Regions from separate parts of the Homo sapiens genome. Here region 1 is linked to region 2. A link is a loop called in an ENCODE intact Hi-C map of the cell type or tissue named here. Cell type or tissue: MCF 10A. All regions are shown on one strand. Links, peaks and the distances in the headings refer to the core of each region. The heading gives the core; the rest is flanking DNA.

What was found. A loop is a pair of places that touch in the nucleus more often than their neighbours do. Peaks named below come from ENCODE experiments on the same cell type or tissue, not always from the same donor. Only the 100,000 strongest peaks of a DNase experiment are listed, where the experiment ranks them.
Region 1: a loop joins it to region 2, with 5 times the contacts of the local background. A loop is called at or near these places in 3 of 110 quality-filtered maps.

Annotation. Positions count from the first base shown.
Region 1 is chrX:132,953,426-132,961,932 of GRCh38, forward strand. It overlaps HS6ST2 (heparan sulfate 6-O-sulfotransferase 2), which reads right to left and starts at 5,204. Exons shown (of 5, transcript NM_001394073.1): 1 at 4,750-5,204; 2 at 3,383-3,901. The coding sequence starts at 5,177. It overlaps LOC124905219 (a long non-coding RNA gene), which reads left to right and starts at 4,010. Exons shown (of 2, transcript XR_007068337.1): 1 at 4,010-5,451. RefSeq lists an enhancer at 4,583-5,083. In MCF 10A, for the core only: no CTCF peak of the experiment used is centred there; no DNase peak of the experiment used is centred there.
Region 2 is chrX:132,833,032-132,841,538 of GRCh38, forward strand. The region is part of intron 2 of HS6ST2 (heparan sulfate 6-O-sulfotransferase 2); the gene reads right to left. Among named protein-coding and RNA genes, the nearest start is that of HS6ST2, 120 kb to the right of the region's middle. In MCF 10A, for the core only: no CTCF peak of the experiment used is centred there; a DNase peak (open chromatin) is centred at 4,260.

The DNA.
Region 1 (8,507 bases), core at 277-8,276, 120 kb after region 2:
GTTATATATCACCCAAGCACTTAACCATCCGCGGAGGCAGAGAAGCATCCCAAATGTAGCACTGGAAGCAGGATTCAGAGTCTTGGCTTGCAGCCACAATAGCCTCTGATACCTCCCTAATGTGGATGAATGGCTGTGAGTCAGTAGGTGGTTCCTGTCGCAGCTGAAGGCTCCTACTGAAGCTCATCCAACCAGGCCTCAGCCCGCTCCCATCCTGCTCAGCTTTGCAGGGATTCCCAACATGGCAATGAAAGACCCCTCTGCAATCTAGCCACAAAACCTATCCCCAGTGAATAGAAAGCCTTAGGGATGTAGAAATCCGTTCTTCTCCCAATGGGTGTGGTAATCCTGGCCCAAAAACTCATCCAAACTCACATGTTGTAAAATGACTGACGATGATAATGATGTAGGTGATAACAACAACAGCCAACATTTATTGTGTTCATTCACTTTGTGGGAATGACTAACTCAAGACCTCACTGTGGTTTTGCAAAAAACCCTTGTTCATCAAGGTGCAGTCAACAGAGCAAGGGTTGTGGAGTCAGACAGAAGTGCAGTCAGATTCCTGCTGTGCCGCTAAAAAAACTCAGTGACCCCGGGGAAGCCCTTTAGCCTTTTTGGGCTTCATTCTCATCTGATAAATGGGGATCCTTTTGTCCACTCTGGCCTCTTGCTGAAGATGGTGCAGGTTTACAGAGGAATACCAGAGATAAGGGATATGAACGCTTATCATAAACTGGAGTGCACTCTCTACACAGGATCTGGTCGAGGGTCACATGGCTGGTTAGTGGCTGGCCTAGAACTAAGGCCCAGCTGTCTGAACTCCCAGGCCAGAAAGGTGGAACTGTTGTTCCCCTCAGTTGAGAGGAGCACAGAGACCACCAGCTGGCATGGAGAGGCTGTTTGACACAGGAACTCCCAAAAGCAGACTCTCCCATTTCCAGACACCAGCTTCTCACCCCCACATTTCACCATCGGTGCAGCTGCCTTTACCTCTAAATTTTTGCCTCGCACAGACACATACAACAGTCACATACACACACTCTCTCATTCTCACACACACATGCACACCTTAGCTCTTACAGATTATCAGAACTCACAGAACTGGTCCTGCAACCTCCTAGGGGATCTGTCAACATCCAGAGAAATTCTGGAACCCCTAGGCTATCCCTATTCTTCAAAGTGAATATTTCTGGAGGTGGGCAGGAATGAATGAAATAAAAAGGTGCCCTTGAGGTAGCAATGCATTTCTCTAGCAAGTTTTATTTCATTTTTGCAAACACCGTAAAATCCAGTAACTGTGACTTTTTAGAACATGGTTGCTCTTTGATTAGACTAGATGCTACTGTAGTATCACCCTTTTAATAACCAAGAAAATCCTATGTCATTTCAAATAATTTTGCTTCAATTTGGGACAATCCAAGAGGCTTTGAGGGGTTCTGGTTATCTTCTGGAGAATGCGGGAAGGAATCTGCCAGAGGACAGTAGCCACCAAACAGATAATCTAGACCACATTAATAATGTGTGTTTATAGACATCATACTCTGACCTACATGTTCAAAAGGATCAGTAAAGGCACATGTGCCCCATGGAACTCCAGACAAGGCCATGGCTTTCATGGTGACCAAGACCTTGTTTTCACTTCTCTGCTATAGTCATGGCTGTGGAATTCTACTTTTGCCCAGAAGAGCTTTTTAAATATTACCACCTCTCAATACACCTACAAGGTCTGTCAGTATGAGAAATTCTTTTCAATATTGCCAAATTGTTTGGGAACTTATTAAACACCAGAATATTGTTGTGACAATGACTTACACAATTGTACCAATGGATTGAGGTCCTGGGGCTAAGGTTTTCTTGGGGTGGAAGAAAAAATTTGTTAGTATTGGAAAGGAAATACAAGTTTGGCAGATTCTGACACAATTCCAGCATTTGAGAAAGGACAGTGTAAACTGAGAGAAGAGAGAGTGAAGAGGAGAGCCAGGGGGTGATGTTCCCCTTAAATCTCAATGGTAATCTGAAAGTCAGAGGGCTCTAGGGCTCTATTTGCTGCAGTTGGACAGAAAAATCCACACTGGTTGTTGCGTTCTAACAGTCACCTGCAAAGCATCCCCTTGTCCAGGGTACCAAGTGCACCCGGGGGATGGGGATGGGACACAGACATGTCCTTGCCGGCCCAGAGACCCCATCCAGAGGCCTCCAGGCCATGAAACTCACCTTGTGCACCCCCTGGACTCCCTGCTTCAGCCCAGATTTGTTTTAAGGAGACTTGCGAAACAGTAGCCCTGGCTGGACTAACTGCACCCCATAGCACTCACTTCCCCCACCCCACCACCACCCACTTTACAGTACTGCATGACCTCTAGCAACTGGACATCGCGTCTGGAGGGAGGAAAATACCCTTGCTTCTGGCTACAGACTATTAATAAATCAGCTTTTACCGCATCAGCCCAGGCTCACAGAACATGGGCTGGCAGCGCCCCATGCTGGGGCTCAAGCTTTTTAAATATTTTTTGTAAATCAGGAGAGGCTCCTGGTGACTGAACCCCACATGGGGTCCAGGGCACCATCCCAGCCCGCCCTTCGGTCCGCGGGGTGCCCCCCGCCACTCCCAAAGAGCCACGGATGCCTCTCATGCAGCCAGTAGTGATAAGCAAGCCTGGGAACCATGAGCTCTCCTTGGATGTCGGAAAATAGCGACAGAGGGACACCCAGTCGCCCGGGAAGACCAGAGCCAGAGCGGGGAAGGAGCGAGGTGATAAAAGTCCGGCAAGAAGAGAAAAACAGAAAGGGTAAGAGAGAAAAAGAATAAAAGCGAGAGAGGGGAATGGAAAGAAGGAAACAGCGAGCAAACAGGAGCAGACAACATCTAGGACACAAGAGAGAAAGAGGGAGAACAAGGCAAATAGACGAAATAGGGGGGAAAGCGGGGGGAGGGAAGAATGCGGGCGCCGAAAGGAGGAAGAGAGCGCTGAAAGGAGACTTCGGAACCCGGGTGCAGAGTAGAAGAAAGCAGGGATCCAGAGACGCTGCACGGAGAGCGCGGCTCTTTAGGGCTCTCCAGTGCGGAGACTGAGTACGATGCCCCGTCCCAGCGGCCCCGTTCCGGCCGCTCGGCCGCCTCCCCCGCACGCTCTGCCAACCATCACGCAGGCCACCCTGCGGACAGACAGACGGTCAGTCCGGGGCCGGAGCGGAAAGCCTTTCTGTGGCCGCCACAGCGCGGCGAACGTGCGCTACTGGGCGCCCAGCACCTGCCCAGCCGGGGTGCAAACGCCCGGGCGTCAGGGTGCGCGCTAGGTCCCCGGCTTGGGCCAGCCGCGCCTCCCAGCCCTCCGCCCGCCTAGGCCCGGGTCCCGCTCGACTACCGGCGCGCACTCACCTGGACGGTCTCAGCCTGGCGTCGCGCTTGCCGTCCACCACGGAGGGCACACAGCTGGTGAGCTCGGTCCAGTCGGCGTGCAACCCGCAGCTCCAGCCCGTGGAGAACCTGGAGAAGAGCCAGGTTTCCCGCTTACCCGGCCGGTGGCAAGTGCATTTCTTCTGACCCACGCGGCACTCGCACGGCTGCTCCAGCTGGATGTTACGCACCAAGTGGCGGCCGAAAGTGGTGCCCCCGGTCTTCTGGATGTGCAGGAACACGATCAGGTCATCGCCCTTGATGTCGAAGTCTACCTTGCGCAGGAGGTCGCCGCGGGTGAAATTGTAGCGGGGCACGAACCTGGCGGAGCTCTCATCCTCCGAGCGGTACGGGTCCGGCACCGGGGAGCTGAACGCCTGCAGGCGGAGGAGCTGGCATTCTGTGCCGGGGCACACGTATTGGAGGACGATCACGGCAAATAGGAAGAGCATCACCAAAGCTAGCAGCAGCTTGTTGGATTTCTCATCCATGTTCCCGACGCTGGGGGAAACCCAAGCTCGTTACGTCAATCCCGCAGCTCAGCCCGCGCTCGTCGTGCCCCCGCACCGCCCCCTTCCCCTGGAGCCGCTGCTGCGCCCCTCTCCCCCTCCCCTCCGCACCGAGTACTCCACGGCGGCGGCGGCTGCGGCGGCGGCTCCCTTCCCCGCTTCCTTCCTTCCCGGCAGGCTCAGCGCTGTGGCTTCTGCGGCACACACACACCCCCACCCCGACTCCTTCCCGCGGGCCGTTCGCCCCCTCCCCCCGCCAGAGCTCTCCGGAGCTCCCCGGAGCCCCTCCACGGGGTTTAGCCCCAGTGGGACCCCTCCGGGCCCAGTCGCCCCACTCCTCAACTCACGCCCCCAGTCCGGGCCCCCGCGTGTCTCGCTCCACTCTCGGTGGCTCCCGCTCCCATCCCCATCCCGCTTCGTCCGCCGGACTCTCCGGGCTCTTCTGCCCCTATCCTCTTTGGAGCGCACACCTCTGTCCGGGTTTCTCCCCGCATGCCCCGAAGCCCTCCTTTTGCCGGCGCCCGCGCCCGCTTGCCCACCCGGTAGGCGGCCTCGAGGGAGCTCGGAGCCGGGGGCTCAGAGTTACCCTGGGGGAATGAGCCGGCCGGCAGCCCGACTTGCTATCGGAGACGCTGCGCTGCCGGTGCCCGCGGAACAGTAGCGACGGAGCCGCGGCGTGGGCAAATGCGCGCCGCACCCCTCCGGAGACCCTAGCCGGGCCACCAATGGCCAGCTGGAACTTTACGCCCTTCTCTACCCCCCGCGGCTGCCTTCCCTCCCCGTACAGCACCTTCGCGCCCTGGCCTGGGAGCGCGAACCCCGCTTTCACCTAGAACGTACCTGGCCATGGGGCCGAAAATCTTGGAGAAGATCGCACCGAGCACGTGCTTCAGCGAGTGGCCCAGGGCGGCCAGGCCCCGAGTGAGCAGGGCCCGGCAGAGGGAGCCCAGGTCCCAGCGTCGCCTGAGGACGTGCATCCGCCTGCGGCGGCCCCGGGACAGCAGCGCGAAAAGCGGGGCGCACGCGGCTCCCGCCAGGGAAGAAGACGCCTTTCGGGGCTTGTCCAGGAGCGGCCGGGTGTGGAATCCGTGAGACACACCCCTAGGAGGGCCCGCGCGAACTGAGGCGGCGACCGACCCGGGCCGGCTCGCTGCCAATTCGGCCTCTACTCTGGAATGCCGGCGGGGACAGGTGGTGCGGACGGGCGCTCCTCGCTCCGGTTGCCGCGGCGGCTCGAACTCCCGGACTGCACACGCAGGCAGTGCCATTCCCCCCTTCAGGCAACTCAGGGTACTAAGGATCACGAGCGAGCTTGAATTTATATAATAATGCCTCACGCCTAAGAGCTCGAGCCACTTCACAAGCAGAGAACCTGGGTTTTCTCTTTTCTTGGAGTACGGAGGTCACTCCGCTTAGCGCATCACTCCACTTTGGCTCGTAATTTCAACCTCTCCTAAAATAGCAAAGGCGCAAATTGGAGCTTTTCCGTCTCTCTTTGCCAATTTCCATTCTCCAGCGGAAGCGGGGGCATTTTCTGAAAAGGTAAGTCAGCATGATAAAAAGACAGCAGGACCAAAAAGCATTACAGAATGAGAATCTGACCTTTTTTAGAGCACAGACTGTCTTCTTGCTGAATCCTGTGTACCAAACCCTGTGCCTGCAGGAGGGCTTGACTCATAAAAGGTTTGTTGAATGAATGGATACATAACTAAAAACTCCATCAGAGTGAGACCGTCTAATCCAAGGTAATGTGACACATGAGGAAACTGAGGCCCAGAGAGGGGTAGGGATGTGCCCAAGGTCACACAGCAGAGCCCCAGGGTTTGAACCCAAGAAACCCAGCACCATCCACCTATTTCCTGATACTAACACCACCTTCTCTAATAAATAGGCACAGATCTTCCTCAAGCTCCAGTGTCCGAAAGGCTCTTTTCTGCTGCTGGACCAGGAATGCAGGGTTTAACAGGGAAAGAATGGATGTTCCTTCAGGAAAAGGACCCTGGGAACTCAGGAGTCAGTCTGTCCCCATCTGATTGATCAAAGGGGCTTGCTGTACATCAGGACACTGGTGTTTCCGTGACTGAGTGTGCAACTCCCTCCAGTCCCACTGCTACAGAAGGGGCACCGGTTGGCAGCAGTGTTTCTGAGCAGTGCTGTTGGCACTGGGGCCACTGAGTGGGAGAATGCAGACCACGAGCTGAGTCCTGGGGTGGGGGCATGTCCCTCCTGGAGACAGGCTCTCCCAGTATCTCCCTTGCTGAGCTCTGCTCCATCCGTTTCCTGTTCTATCTATGCCATGAAGCGGCAAGCCTAAGAATAGTCCAGAAGTCCTGGGAAATCTGTCCCTGGGCAGCACTGGGATAATCACTTGCCCCTCCTGAGCCTCAGTTTTCTTGTCTGTAAGATAGGACCAATTATGTCCCCTGTTTTGACCAACTGAGTCACCGTGGGGATGAAATGTAGAAACCTTTAGGCCACTCCAAATGTGAGGCTGTGTTTACCTGTTGCTCTAAGCTCAATGTGCCAACTGCGTCACAGGCCAAATAAGGAACAGGCCGTTCTCAGGCAATTCTGTGGCTGTGCACCCTGTCTTTACCACCCCCTAGAATTCCCAGCCCTGGCTAGACTTCTACGTGCCCCCAAACCTACTGGGGACCGTGAGGGACCCTTTGTCCAGCTGCAGACATAAGGGATAGTGGATTTTTTGGGAATCCTGAATTTCTAGCACTCCAGGCATCTCCTGTCCTGAGGTTCCAGGAACACTCTGAAAACCCAATGAACTTGTGCGAAGAAGCCAGATGCAGTAACTTACAAGGTTGACCTCTCAGCTTCCCCAAGAGCTCCCCTGGTGCCCAGGCTGGTAGTCCTAGGCCTGCTCCCCCTGAGGGCAGCTTAGGGTGTGAGCCAGGGTAGTGGGAAGCTATGGGGGTGGCCCCGGAGCTCTGCTTGCCAGCTGCCCCTGCCTTCTGCTTGGCCACTCACTGCAGTCAACCTCTTTAGCCTACCCAATAGGTGGCTCTCCTCATGGTGTCGCATAAAGATTCCCTGCCATTACACCACCTTTGTATGTAATGGCATTCATTGGGTCCCTAGGAAAATATTTCTGAAACAGGTGGGTCACAAATTCAAGCCCTCAGCAGCTAAACTACGGAGTTTCTACTGTAAGAGGGATTAGTGGCATTGGAACACAAGAAAGTGCCTTGGGTGGAGGGAAGGGGGAGGTGGTAAACAGTACGGGGGGAAAAGTCAGGTTTTACTCATTTGAGTTGTGAAAAGGAAGGTGTCCACACACCTGCACACACACTCACAGTCCAACCTTCAGAGAAAGGGCCAGTGAGGTTGGTAGTTGCAGAGCAAGAGGGACAAGGTGGGGCTGTAAAGTTCAGTTTCTGAGATATAATATGTCACTAGGATTTTTGCATTTAGAAGCCCTTCCTCCACCCCCTCATGCTGTGAGGAACAAAGAAATGAATCTCTCATACAGGAATTCATATATCAGGGCTCCTGGAAGTATAAGAAAACAGTCTTTGTGGGGAGCAGGGAGTCCCACAAACCTCAGAAGATCCCTCCAGGATTGAAGAGGCTTTTTGCTGAGAAGCAGGGAATTTTTCCTACGTGTGTCCCAAGAGCCATGTTCTCCCGAGGCCAAGGCTGGGCCTTGGCTGCATGTTGAAGAGGCTTCTTGTAATCTCGGCTGGTCTCTGCTCCCAGGAGCCAGTTCCTCTCAGGCAGTGAATGACAAAGGCTCAAATGCTCTAGATTTTGGCCTTTTGGGGAAAGACTGGGGGTAGGAGGCAAAAAAAAAAAAAAGGGAAGAGAACTGGCCGAACTGTCAAGTGTTCGGTTTTCCATCTCCTTAATTCTAACACCAACTGGAGTTGCTGTGTATGCATATATTTGGGATTCAGTACCTGGAAGGCGAGGAGAACTCTGTCATCTGAGCAGGGCTTCTGGTTGTCTCTATGGTGTGGTATGATTTTCATTATTTTCCCAGAACCGTCCTTCCATGGTTTCCAATGAAAAGGCTGATGATTCTGGGAGCATAAAGGTCAGCCTGGCTTGCATGCGAAGCAGCACAAGGCCAGACATGCATTTGGTTCCTGTAATCTGAGACAACAGTGGGAGGTAGTTACAAGAGCACTGGCCTGGGAGTCCAGAGACCTGGGCTCATGTCTTGACTCTGACACTAATGAGACTATATATATATATATATGACCCTGAGGAAGCCACTTGCTCACTTTTGGGCTCAACTTCCTTATCTGTGAGATGGCAAGGTTGACTTTGTGATTCAAGAGGCACTTCCCTGATCTGACATTCCTTGTCACATGTTTACCTTTACTGTCTTCCTCAAAGGCTGAAGGACTGCCAAAGACTCAGGGCCTTAGCCCGGGGGGAATGACTTAGACCTGGTTCTACCTGCATTCTGTGGCATTTGCATCACTGGATCCCACCAGGCCAGCAGCAGCTGCAGTTGTTCTGGGCCCATATTACAAGGGTGACAGCAGGGTACCCTGTTCAAATTAGAACAGAAATAGTGGAAACTTCATATTAAAGAAAGCATGACATTCTTTCCAGAAAGCATAGATTATGCCTTCCCC
Region 2 (8,507 bases), core at 237-8,236:
ATTGTTGTTGTTTTACATTTCTAATTATACTATATATTTTTATCCTTTTTGACCTAACATTACAACATAAGCATTTTCTAACATTAATTACCATGTTTTCATTTTTTTAAAATGATTAGATAAGTTTATCAAGTAGATTTACGTTAATATATTTAACTACCTGTTTCTGGAAACTTGAATACTTTCCAACTTCCTCTTATTTTGATCTGTTAATGTTGTGTTGGGCCCCGTACATTAGCAATTGATCCAAGATTCATTCATTGGAATGTGAGTGCCAGCTGTGACATTAGGGCAATGCCAGCCCTCCTGCCAGCCTGTATTTCTCCTTCTCTGTCAGAGTTTAGTGCTTGGCTAGAATTCTGCCCATGAAACACTTGGCATGTAGTGGCTAACCTTGTCAAGGGGAAACTAGGGATCAAAAGTGACCCCTGTGACCAGCTGTCAGATGCCGGATGTCTAGTGTCCTGATATCTTCCTGATCTGATCAGTATCACACCCAGAATACTATTCCTCCATTTGGCACTGTAATCTGATGCCCTCAGGCTGCAGCCAGAAGCACACAGCAATTAGGAAACCTGTAAAAATCTAGTCCCCACTTGGGGAAGTAAGCAGGAGGCTTCCAGGAGCATTCACAGGAAGGGAAGTTGAACATTCCACTCTCCCCAATGTGAAAAGTGATGGGACAACACACAGCAAACCTGGAGGGAACATAAGTTTTCACGGCCAGATCTTTTTTTTTTTTTTTAAATTATTATACTTTAAGTTTTAGGGTACATGTGCACAATGTGCAGGTTAGTTACATATGTATATATGTGCCACGCTGGTGTGCTGCACCCATTAACTCCTCATAGGGCCATATCTTAAACCTGATAATGACCGCTGTTAAGGATGAAATGTTAATAACTACAGGTAACACTGAGCATTTACATGCTGTTTATATGCACAATCACATTCTATTATCCATCCTCATTTGGCAGATACAGAAACTGAGGCTCTCCTGCTATGTAACCTGCCCAAGGTCACACAGCTCTCTGCAACCCCATCCTCCCACTCCCTAAAAAGGTGACATAGGCAGGACTCAACTCCATTCTTTTCCCGTGCCAAAGTTCAAGCCCTCTCATTCATTTAAATGCCATCCACCTGCTATAAAAGAAGAGGAACGAGGCAATATCATGTGTTTATTAGAACACTTACTATGCACCAAGCCCTGGGTAAAATACTTCCTCACATATAAGCACTCAATACATGTGTGAGTTAAAGGCATGCCCATTTTACAGTTAAACAAACTGAGGCTTTGAGAGGTTAAATGATCTGTTTGACCTCTCAGAGCTTAACGGATGGCCCAGCTGTGATGAAATCTCTGATTCCAACTAAAAGAGCTTATTGTTATTCCGCGGCTTAAAGAAAAATGCCTCTGCTTTAGGTCATTCATACAGTCAAGGTCCTGTGGCAACATCATTATTTGAAGACCCAAGGCTCAGGAAATTGCACTTTGGCCAAGTTAAAGAAAAGCAGGCTAAACTCATCTCAGGGGGCAATGAGTTCTGAATACTTCATTTCCAAGTGTAAGATAAACTCAATGAAAAAGATATAATTTTCTTCGTAATTTGAGAATTGCACATCACACATAAATGTGCACTTTGTCAAAGCTTTGCAGTTCACCTTTACGCTTTACAGCCCTCTTGGGAAGCAGAAAAATATGACAATTATGCAAATAGCAGTGTTGAGCCAATTACATGGAAAAGTGGTTGTACTGAAAGGCAAAAAGGGTTTGGCAAAACTTAAGCTTCCCTTCTTAACAATGAAGAGTTTAAATTCAAATACATTTTTGGCAAACATGAGGGCATAGGTGGCTCTCGCTTTCTCCCTAAGTGTTATTAGTGCCAGAGGGCTCCTAGTCCTTTGTTTTCAGCTTTTAATAACCCAAGTGCTTTCTAATGGTATTTTAAGTGAGTTGCTAAAATGTTCAGAATTCATTTCTCCATATTGAGCTTCACAGAGATGATTCTCAGCAAGCAAATAAAAATAAGCATTTAAAAAGATTTCTTCTCTCATCAAATGGTGAAGAAATCCATTCCTTTTAGCCTGTTCCATGCTTGAAAAGGTTAGTGTGGCCTTTGGAAAATACCAGGCTGTGCATTCCATACACTGTTAATGATTCCTGGGATGCGCTGACACTTTTGAGGACATCTTAACCTTTTTAAAATGGGGCCTCCATTGTCTTACCTTAATAAGCAGTTTGCTCACCTTATGTCTTACAAAGGCCACCATGGTGGAAAATACATATGAGATGAAAAGCTGCACAGATGAGTGATATAACAGAAGGAGGAGGACGGAGCACCAATTACATAAAACACAACCTGCAGAGCACCTCCCCCACCTGTCTCTGACCCCAACCCAGTAAAGGCAGTAATGACAGCGGCTCTCTTAAACAGTACCCGATGATTACTTCTCCTCTCAGTATCTTCCTGGACGTCCTTCTCCAAATTGTAGCTGTATGAAGGTAACTCAAATACACATTTATGTATCTCCTTGTAGTCACAAAACTTCAGGTTCACCAAGTGGTCCCTGTGGTTTAGAGAACCAGATTGATAAGAAATCTGTTATAAACATTTTAGGCCACGCCTGTAATGCCAGCACTTTGGAGGCCAAGGCAGGCAGATCACCTGAGGTCAGGAGTTTGAGACCAGCCTGGCCAACATGGCGAAACCCCGTCTCCACTAAAAATACAAAAATTAGCCGGGCAAGGTGGCAGGCGCCTGTAATCCTAGCTACTCGGGAGGCTGAGGCAGGAGAATCGCTTGAACCTGGGAGGTGGAGGTTGCAGTGAGCTGAGATTGCGACACTGCACTCCAGCTTGGGTGACAGAGCAAGACTGTCTGGGGTGGAGGGGGGAAGAAATCTGCTAGAAACATTTTACTTTCCTGTTTCGATGCCTCACATATTCTGGGGGCAAGAGCTCTGAGCTGTCTGGAGTACCCTTTCGAATTCTTGAGCCTATTAATCCCTCATAAATCTCTACACATTTTTTAGGCTCTTCAAGTGAAGCAGTGGACCACACATTTTTTAGCACAGCTCCAGAGTCCCCTATGTGGAGTTAGCTGGCCCCTCTTCCAGATGCCCATAGTACTTTCTTCCCCCAGCAGTTTAAAACTTTTATTGAGCATCTGCTATGTGCAACACTTTGTGCTGGGTTCTTGGGTTACAGATGTGGCATCACATAGTCCTCGCCTTCAAGGAGCTCAAGACCAAGTGGGCTGCACTTCTGTGGGGTTTCTGTAAAGTTAAAATAGTTAATATGAGACCTTTTTCATGTGTAATTTACAATCTATCCGTAAACATGAGGGAGTCTCAAGGGTACTGGCAACAGGGCACCTTAAGGTTGCTAGGGCAGGGGGCCCCTGTGCCCACAAATGGGAAGGCTGGAAGGCCATTATGAAGATGGAAAAGGCCATTTTGGAGCATTCTTGGACTCTCTGCATCCCATGTAGAGGAGGTGCTGCTGTGAGAAGCAACAGCTCTCCTCTCCTCTCATAGTCCTTTGCACACACTTCAACACAGGTTCAACATATCTCATAGAAGTGTCCACTCTCATATCTGCCCTGGCCAATGGCCAGTAAATTGCTTGAAGGAAGCAGCTGGACTTATCTGTATCCCAGATCCTTTTTCTTTTCTGTATCCTCTTTAACAACTAGCATACTACATGGCAGATTCTAAGCCTTTCCTATTGCTTCCAGATGAACAAATAAATAAAGGCAAGTGAGTTTAGGTTGGTTAGTGGCAGGCCTTGATTATAAGGTCAAGGAATTTGAACATAGTTGGACATAATTTTTCATGAGAGGAGTCAGAATAAATAAAGCCTCTAACAGGGAATGTATATTCATTTGTGTGTCCTATAGAATTAAAAATTCTAGCTTCCACAGTGTAAAACAAGATATTAAGAACTCCTTTGAACAATCTGTTTGTGGGAAATGAGGAGTCATTTAGGATTCATCAGAGCAAAGAGGTTTACTTGAGCCGTGAGGTGGAGAGAAATGGCATTATAAATCCATTTTAAAAAGAAAAGCCAAAAACGCCTAGAAAGCATTTTGCAGTACAAGAGAAAAGCAATTTACTTGTTACTGCTTCAATTTCTTAAATCATCTGGCTTCATAGATCAACACTAACTCTCTTTAAATCTACCAAATGAAATTCCATCCAATGACTCATTACCCAGGGCAAGCCACAAATTGTGATTTGTGATTCCAGTAGTTCCTCCAGGAAATGTGGGAAAAATGATTGTCCAGGAAAACAGTATAGCCGTGTGTGTGTGTGTGTGTGTGTGTGTGTAAATAGACGCCATTCACGTGCCTGAGTCTGCTCCATGATGTCCAGATTGGGAAGACTAATCATAAATGGCCTTGTGACTTCCTAGACAGGTGTTTCTGACTGAATGCTGGCCCCACTGGCCACAGTTTGCAGTGAAACTAGCAGAATGCAGAAAGCCTGGCTTCACTCTGATTGAGTTCAGGCAGTGTCACTAAATCTCTACCTCAAACAGGAACCCTGTGTGGCAGGTTCCTGTGAAACAGTCCTTATTGTTTCCCTCCATTAGCACTTCTTCCATATCCAGGCAAGCCATTCTTTACAGAGTAGAATTTGGGAAAAGAAAACCCCGAAACTCAGATCTAATCTCTCATTCAAATTGTTCCGCACACTTCTAGAACTATGACTGCAGGTGCCCAAGGAGAGTTCAGAGAGTTCTCAGCTTGACCCTGTTTCTCAGAATCATCCTTTCATCTCACAACCATTTTTTGTTTGCTGTACTCTGTGCATTATTTGATCCAGCCCCATCTTGTAAGGAGTCATTGCTTAATCAATGGCTTTGTTGTGAACAATTAACATGAGACGCAAATAGCCATAATAAATACATATTTTTTTCTCCTCACAAAAGCACAGGTTTCTTTATGGCACAGGCATAGTTGCCATCATCAAGTGGTTATTTAGTCTGATGCAGCATGTTTTACAGCAATTATGTTTTTATGGCTGTATTCCTTCAGACTTACATAGAAACGTCATTTTAATTATCATAAATTCTTTAACCATCTGACTCTTCTGTGAACACAAGCTCTCCCCGCCCACCCACTTCACCAGATCCTGGCAGGCCTACAGCAAAGCTTTACAACACACTATTTCCCTTCTTGCTCGTGAAACATATCTGCCCTGCCCTCTCCACCCTTTTACTGCCAGAGAGTCATCAGTTCTGTCCGGAAAGATGTCACTCATCAGATGAGATCCCAGGAACCATCCGCTGGTTGCCCTGTATCTGAAAGCAAGTAGGTCATTAGCAAAGAAGTATCTCAGTTCCACTATCTAGCACCAGACGGTGATTACAGTGAAGGGAGCTATGAGATCTCCAAATGATAGGCCTGGATTAAAGGGATGGTCTAAGGAGGCTTTGGCTCCTAAGACCCAGAATTATAAATTATAGTATCTGAATTGAAATTAAACTCTACTTGGCAACACCGAATTTAGTATTTTATCATTTTAACTTGGACTTGATTTTTTTCTCACTAAAAAAGGACTTACACAGAAATTCCAAAAGGACATATATTACTTCCAAATGAATGCAAGAAGGTTTTATTTTTTGCTGAATCACACTTGACTATAGAAAAAGTGGTTCTGGATTTCAATATCGTGAGCTGAAAAATTCAGTTGTAAATGACAAGTCAAGTGTGAGGAACATACCACCTGCCGTCACTATTTTTTTTTAAAAAAACACCCCAATTAAAAAGCGGGCAAAAGACATGAATAGTCATTTTTCAAGAAGACATACAAATGACCAACAAGCATATAATAAAATGCTCAAAATCATTACTCATCAGAGAAATGCAAATTAAAACCACAATGAGATACCATCTTACACCAGTCAGAATGGTTATTATTAAAAAGTCGGAAAAAAAAAAAACAGATGTTGGCAAGAATGCAGAGAAAAGAGAAAGCTTATACACTGTTGGTGGGAATGCAAGTTAGTACAACCTCTATGGAAAACAGTATGAAGATTCCTCAAAAAAAAAAAAAAATAGAACCACCATTTGATCCAGCAATCCTACTACTGTGATTTACCCAAAGGAAAAGAAATCATTATATCAAAAAGACATCTGCACTCATGTTAATCACAACACTATTCACAATAGCAAAGACACGGAATCGATCTAAGTGCCCATCAACGGATGACTGCATACAGAAAATGTAGTGTGTGTATATATATATATATATATATATATATATATATATATATATATACACACACATGTATGTATATACACACACACACCGTGGCATACTATGCAACCATAAAAAAGAAGGAAATTATGTCTTCTGCAGCAACATGGATGTAACTGACGGCCATTATCTTATGTCAAACAACTCAGAAACAGTCAAATACCTAGCGTTGTCACTTATAAGTGGGCACTAAATAATGTGCACACATGCACATAGAGTGTGGAATAATAAACACTGGAACCTCGGAAGGGTGGGAGTGTGGGAAGGGGTTGAGGGATGAGAAATTACTTAATAGATACAGTGTACATCATTCCAATGATGATTACACTAAAAGCCTAAACTCCATCACTAGGCAATATATCCATGTAACAAAACTGCACTTGTAAACCTTAAATTTATACACATAAAAAAAAGTTACCTATGAGGATCAACAATTGTTCAAGATGATAAGGATCTGCAACCAGAAGAGGAGGGTAAAAAACAGCTTCCCATGGAAGTGGGAAGATGCAAATGAGTATCCTCTTCAAATTAGAACCTCTGGCCGGGCACGGTGGTTCATGTCTGTGATCCCAACACTTTGGGAGGCCGAGACACGTAAATCACTTGAGGTTAGGAGTTCAAAACCAGCCTGGCCAACATGGTGAAACCCCATCTCTACTAAAAATACAAAAATTAGCCAGGCATGGTGGTGCACGCCTGTAATCTCAGCTACTCGGGAAGCTGAGCAGGAGAATCACTTGAACCCAGCAGGCAGAGTTTGCAGTGAGCTGAGATTTTGCCACTGCACTCCAGCCTGAGCAACAGAGTGAGACTCTGTCTCAAAAAAAAATAATAAATAAATTAGAGCCTCTGCAGAAGTAGTAAGAGCAGCTGAAGAGCTGTGAACTGGGTCAACCACTTGGCTCTTGACTATGAAACAAGTATCTTTAGTTCTAATTTGATATTATACCCACAAAGATCCAGTTAATTTAACAATTGAATTTAGTTGCATGAGGTAGAGGGGAGACTCAGAATCATGAGATCAATAATGCAGGTTCCCAAAGTCAATCAAGCCCAAATATTTTGGAATGAGGCAAGCGTTGGGTTTCCCTCCTCCCCACTCTCCCTTTCTCTTTCCCTTTGTCACTCCCTCCTCCTCCTCTTCCCCTTCCTCTTCATCCTCCCTCTCTCTCCCTCCCTCCCTTTCTCTCTAAGTACCTAACACATGTTATTAATATTATTGGGATTTTAAAAGCCTGTATATTGCAAGAATGTTTTAAGGATTAAATGGAATTGGGTGTGTGAAAATGCCTAGTACAGTGCCTGATACATTTTGGAAGCTCATAAAATATTAATTTCACTCTATTTCTCCTTTCCTTCCCCTTTTTTTCTTCTTCCTACTTTGCCCTTCCTACAGCCATTGTGTCCTTATCTGGCCATGACTAAGAATTGAAGTCAATTCTAATATATGTGCAGGTACAAAAATGCATAAACATTAGCACTTATTCTTAAATCATTCTGTATGCTGCCTGTTCTTAATGATAAAAGCGGTTATGTTGAACATTTTCTATTTCCCTCTCATATATAATGCATACCATGTTTGTGTTTTATTAACTTCACAGGGGTGGTTCATAAAAATCGCAAAGCAATTTTAAAACTGGAGTGGGCCAGTGGAAAGCAGTAGGCTTACAGAGCTTAATTCTTTTTCAAGTGCAACAAAGTTGTTCTTAAATTCTAGTTACAAGTGGTGAGAAAGCCCTAACAGAGGAAATGAAATCACATGATCTCATACAATCACCCAATTTCATACTTTGAAGGAAATTCAGTCTCTCAATTATTTCTATGAGAAATAATGAGCTAGTACTCTTACGTAGAACTATGGGAGAAACTTGAGACTTACCAACTTTAGAAGAGCTCCAAAGATTTATTGTTCATTTTTCCAAAGGTCTCCAATGAGACTGCTTTTCTTATCTGGAGGTTTTTCCCCCCAAAATCAAGAAAATATCTATAATCAGTATACATATTGCTTAGTTGCTGCATCCTTGGTCCTTCATATACTCCACAAATACTCTTCTAGTACCTCCTCTGTAGAAGACCCTTGGCATCTTGTGAATCTCCCTACTGGGTATCAAACTGGGCAACAGAAGTACCGCTCACCTTTCTGTAAAGAAAATCGACAGGCATGATACTCTTTATGAAGCTCAGGGTAGGGAGGCATTGCTGAAAATGAAGCTTATTATGGGAATTAAATGAGGAGCCTTCTT